Linked DNA regions of Homo sapiens: region 2 is linked to region 1. A link is an interaction called in ENCODE POLR2A ChIA-PET data of the cell type or tissue named here. Cell type or tissue: PC-9. All regions are shown on one strand. Links, peaks and the distances in the headings refer to the core of each region. The heading gives the core; the rest is flanking DNA.

Evidence for each region. Peaks named below come from ENCODE experiments on the same cell type or tissue, not always from the same donor. Only the 100,000 strongest peaks of a DNase experiment are listed, where the experiment ranks them.
Region 2: POLR2A ChIA-PET joins it to region 1 with 5 read pairs; 2 of 35 experiments call an interaction of 5 or more read pairs at or near these places.

The regions. Positions count from the first base shown.
Region 1 is chr12:32,551,763-32,554,581 of GRCh38, reverse strand. All of the region lies in intron 1 of FGD4 (FYVE, RhoGEF and PH domain containing 4), which reads right to left. Among named protein-coding and RNA genes, the nearest start is that of DNM1L, 130 kb to the left of the region's middle. In PC-9, for the core only: no CTCF peak of the experiment used is centred there; no DNase peak of the experiment used is centred there.
Region 2 is chr12:32,433,593-32,436,411 of GRCh38, reverse strand. The region is part of intron 1 of FGD4 (FYVE, RhoGEF and PH domain containing 4); the gene reads right to left. Among named protein-coding and RNA genes, the nearest start is that of FGD4, 35 kb to the right of the region's middle. In PC-9, for the core only: no CTCF peak of the experiment used is centred there; no DNase peak of the experiment used is centred there; H3K27ac peaks cover 506 bases.

The sequences.
Region 1 (2,819 bases), core at 56-2,555:
TCAGTTTTCCCTGGTTAGAATGTAAGCTCCAGGAAGGCAGCAATTGTGCTCCTGACAAATCCCAGGAATACCACCTGTCACAGGGTAGATGCTCAATATGTATTTGTCAAACAAATGAATTCTGGAGACCTTGGGCAACTTTCTCTGTTTGCCAAAATTCTTAGTTTCTATTTCATAAAAGATGTTTTCTAAATTCTGACAATATGGAAATATCTAGAGCCCAACCTATATAAAATTTGATATTTCCATTTAAATCTAAAATCCAAAACATTCAAAGTTATTCTACCAAAATCCTCAATATTCAGTTAAAACAAACAAAAAAAAAGTTAAAAGCTATACATACCCAAATAATTTTTTCACAACCCAGAAGCAGATTGGTAAGCATCTGGAATTGTAGAACTCTCCAGATGTTTGTCTTGATAAAAAATAGTAACAGTAAAAAAAAATCCCAGTTATTGACTGAATGTTTCTGTTATTATTTTCATTTATCATTATGTTTTTGAGACAGGACCTCACTCTGCCACCTAGACTGAGGTGCACTCACAACTCACTGCAGCCTCAATCTGAGCTCAAGTGATCCTCCCACCTCAGCCTCCTGAGTAGCTGTGACTACAGGCATGCACCACCACGTTCAGCTGATTTTTTAAAAATTGGGGTTTCTGTTGCCCAAGCTGGTCTCTAACTCCTGGTGTGAAGCAATCCTCCTGCCTCAGCCTCCCAAAGTTACGGAATTACAGGCATAAGCCACCATGCCCAGCATGTTTCTGTTTATTATTTTATTTACATTTACTAGGATCACTAACTTATATGCATTATAGGCTGCCAATATTTGAGACTCATCATACAATGCTACCTAAAATTAAAGAATGTCATACTGTCAGGTAAAGCAAATGGCTTGAGATCTTTTGAGTTCAAAGGTAATATAAACTCAAAATAAGACTTGAAGGGAGATAACTACAGATATTCAATATTTTTAAAGGTCTCATGGTTGGATGAGCACAAATACAAAGTGTAAAAAGGCAACTTTGACTGTTATCTTTCTTAAGCATATCAACAATGTGGCCACGCAGTTGACAGAAATGTACAGCCTCTCAAGACAAAAATAATTTTTAAAACAATAATTTTCAGACTAGAAATATTTTGTTTTCCCCAAATTATACTCCATAATTATTTACTGAGTGCCTTTTGTTTGCTACCCTGAAAGGATAAAAAGGATAACACTAAGATTTCTAAAGAATATTATTGTCTGTGGCACCTTAAAAGTTAGAATTCTGTTAGAACACAACCTGCTATACTTGTCCTAATTCCAATTTTGAATAGGAGCTGATAAGACCCATGGCCACAGTGCCTGTTATAAGAAGACTGTGTATTGCTACAATAAAAATTTGGGCTCCAGAGGTCCAACACTCTGCTCCACCACTCTCGGGATGGCCATTTGTTGTTAGAGGACATGTGTCCCTGCATAGACATGTTAAAAGTGCATACTCCGGCCAGGTGCAGTGGCTCATGCTTGTAATCCCAGCACTTTGGGAGGCCGAGGCGGGTGGATCACCTGAGGTAGGGAGTTTGAGACCAGCCTGACCAACATGGAGAAACCCTGTCTCTACTAAAAATACAAAAAAAAAAAAAAAAAAAAATTAGCCAGGCGTGGTGGCGCATGCCTGTAATCCCAGCTACTCAAGAGGCTGAGGTAGGAGAATCGCTTGAACCCAGGAGGTGGAGGTTGCGGTGAGCCAAGATCGCGCCATTGCACTCCAGCCTAGGCAACAAGAGCGAAACTCTGTCAAAAAAAAAAAAGGTACACTCCATGATGACTCTTGCATTGGAGCTGGCCAGTGTGCTCTGCTGTACCTTGGCATGCTGTTTTCTTAGGTAGAGACTGAACTTACCACTGCAACAGGAAGGCAGCTCTCCCTCATATTTGCCCTCACTACTGCCCGAGTTCCATGTACTAATGGAGGTTTCCCTTTCTGCTGTGTTCAACTAAGAATGTTGGTTAAAGCCGAGAGTGGTGGTTCACGCCTGTAATCCCAGCACTTTGAGAGGCCAAGGCAGGCGGATCACCTGAGGTCAGGAGTTCGAGAGAAGCCTAGCCAACATGGTGAAACATTGTCTCTACTACAAAAAAAAAAAAAAAAAAAAAAAAATGCAAAAATTAGTCGGGCATGGCGGCGGGCGCCTGTAATCCCAGCTACTCAGGAGGCTGAAGCAGGAGAATCGCTTGAACCTAGGAGGTGGAGGTTGCAGTGAGCCGAGATTGAGCCACTGCACTCCAGCCTGGGCGACAGTGTGAGACTCCATCTCAAAAAACAAACAAAGAAACAAATAAAGATTACAGAAAGATCTAGCTATTTACAGTACACAAATTACTCTGTGTCTACAGGGATGACCAGAGTGGAAAGTGGGAGTAAAGAGAAACCACAATCAAGTACATGTGTCTCTTTCTGCCTGCTTACAAAAGGCAATTCTAGTTGACACCATCTTGAGCTGGAGGAGGTTCGCAGACTGCTGTGCTTTATCTGAAAATTGTTTCCAATTCAGCTTAACACCCATTTCTTGGTCCCTTCTTTTACAGCTAAGCATAGCAATATGGAAGAGACTGGGCAACAGATTTATTAAAACACCTCGTGTTACTGCTTTGTTGGTGGTGACAAATGGGCCTGAGAAGTTGCCCATTCCACAGGATAAGATAAATGCCGAATTTTTAAACGATCACATTTTTTCGCCAGAGCCTAAGATTCATAATAGTTTTGAGCTTTAATATCAGTGAATACATCATGAAGAACTCCACGCATATTACTGTGCAGATAGGCCTGAAA
Region 2 (2,819 bases), core at 294-2,793, 120 kb after region 1:
AAGTCACAACAAAGTATTTTCTTTCCTTCCAAAGCCTTTTGTCTCCTTGTGCCACTTTTTATCCTTAGGAAAAGATACAGGTGTTCCTGAAAAGAACCATAAATGGAACAGGGGAGGCTGGTCCTGTTGCTGTTGCTGATTAAGTTTTAAACTTTTATTTATTATTTATGTGTGCTGTATTTTAAATAAACATTCTCTCTCCTTCCACTTCCAGTCATAGTGTGCCTGTAGCATTCCAGTCCAACCACATAATTTATTTATTCTAATAGGAGGGCTACACTGTACATCACGGTGTCCAGTGACAACTTGTTCCAGACATTTACAGAAGGAAAATATCCTAGGTAAATGAAATCGTCATTCTGTGTCCTCCCCCGACAGCAGATATGTCCTTCCGTTGAGTGAGGATAACCTTATGTCCACCAAGGGTACTTTGAGAAAGTCCCTAAGGAGCAAGCTTCTGTCCCACTGTTTCAGAGTATTTATTCTTTGAACACGAAAGTATTGGTTAGTTATGTTCTCAGCTCTCCTTGCTGTTGCATTTGGGCACTCACTCACTGCAAGTAACTTAGATCTTTTTATTTGAATGAATTTTAAAGCAGTAAGTAGAATTACAAAGGAATATGAAAACCATGGACTAGATGGACCATTTTATGTAATCAGAAAGCGGGGCCACCCATCACTGCCAGAAATACCATGTAAAAATTGGCAATTCAGAGGTTGCAGTATTTAGTACAATAAATAAATAAATGATCAACATTGTGTAATCACTAACAAAAAGTGTCATAATGCACCAAAAAAATCAACAAAATTATATTCGCTAATGAGTATCAATAAAATAAGTTCGAATGATGGAAACCACAAAAAAAAGGCCAATTCCAACTTAGTCATTTAAAACACACACACACACACACACTTTTTTAATTGTAGCTAGCATTTATTGAGTACTGAATATGTAAATATATCATTTTATGAGCATTACTCTATTTAATCCTTCATAACTTCTGAAATGAGACCTTTGATTATCCTGATTTTATAAATAAACAGCCTGAGAGAAACTGACTCACCCAAATCTGTGAATTAGCAGAGGCAGCATTTGAACCCAGGCCTGTCTAACTCCTGAGCTAGATCTCTCAACTAGTTTCATTTCACTTTAAAGAAATGAAGTGGCCAGGCACGGTGGCTCACACCTGTAATCAATCCCAGCACTTTGGGAGGCCAAGGTGGGCGGATCACCTGAAGTCGGGAGTTCGAGACCAGCCTGACAAACATGGAGAAACTCCATCTCTATTAAAAATACAAAATTAGCCAGGCGTGGTGGCGCATGCCTGTAATCCCAGCTACTCGGGAGGCTGAGACAGGAGAATCACTTGAACCCGGGAGGCAGAGGTAGCGGTGAGCCAAGACTGTGCCACTGCACTCCAGCCTGGGCAAAAAAAAGAAAGAAAAGAAAAGAAAAAAAAAAGAAAAGAAGGAAAGAAAAGAAATGAAGCGAAGCTGCTCCTCTCAGAAAAGAAATTTGTATCATTCACCACTATATTTGATTTTTTTCATCTTATTCAATCCTCTGACTCATATATAGCACACTGACAAAATCTGGTCAAAACATCATATGGTGCCTCAACACATTGTGTAGATTTTTGCATCAGAATAAATGTGTACCTTGTTAACAAGTTAACCATGTTCTAAATGTCAATATCTACAAAAGTTTAAAGCACATTCCCATTTTTCTAGCATAAAGCAATGAGAAGGCAATTAAGTTAATGACATTCATGAAGAAATCACAGAGCTACTGGAATCACAAAAGTCATAATTTACATGAAGGAAATAACCTTCCTGAGGAATACAGTGTAATTAAGGCTTTCCTCTTTGAAAAGGCCTAACATTTCTAAGGAGCTAAGAAATGAATTTAGCCTACAAATTCAAACTTATTTTTCGTGTGTACAAAATTTATCCAACTTGAAGGGAGAAAGAAACTATTTTCAATATTCTAGCTGTAAAAAACTGTATTTAAAACTATTACTGCTCACCTGAGTCTTCGTTCTCCAATCACAGGATAATCAACTTTTCTATGAATTAGAAGCATCTAATGCAAACTCACACAGAACAAATTACCAGTAAGTCTCTCCTCCATTTTATAAGCAGCGACAAAGTTTTAGAACATCATAAAAGAGCTAGGAACAGACAGGGTCTGTGAGGAACTTAGAAAATCAAGGGGAAGGCCCAGCTTGTTGTGCAATTCAGGTTTAAATATATTATCAGGCCGGGCACAGTGGTTCATGCCTGTAATCCCAGCACTTTGGGAGGCTGAGGCGGGCGGATCACGAGGTCAGGAGATCAAGACCATCCTGGCTATCATGGTGAAACCCCATCTCTACTAAAAATACAAAAATTAGCTGGGCGTGGTGGTGCATGCCTGTAGTCCTAGCTACTCGGGAGGCTGAGGCAGAAGAATCGCTTGAACCCAGAAGGCGGAGGTCGCAGTGAGCCAAGATCACGCCACTGCACTCCAGCCTGGCGACAGAGCAAGACTCCGTCTCAAAAAATAATAATAATAAATAAATAAATAAATAAGTAAATATATTATCAGGTAGTCAATCCCTTTGCTTTACAGAAGGATGTTTCATTGCATCCCATGATACAAAATTTTAAAGATGTAACTTTGTCTCAAAGCAACAATTAACAGTGATATGGCTAACTTCAATAGCTAGAATTAGAGGATGCTTCGTTACATAAAACATGTACTTTTGAAAGCTACATTAAAAAAATGCACTTTTAGGCCAGGTGCGGTGGCTCATGCTTATAATCCCAGCACTTTGGGA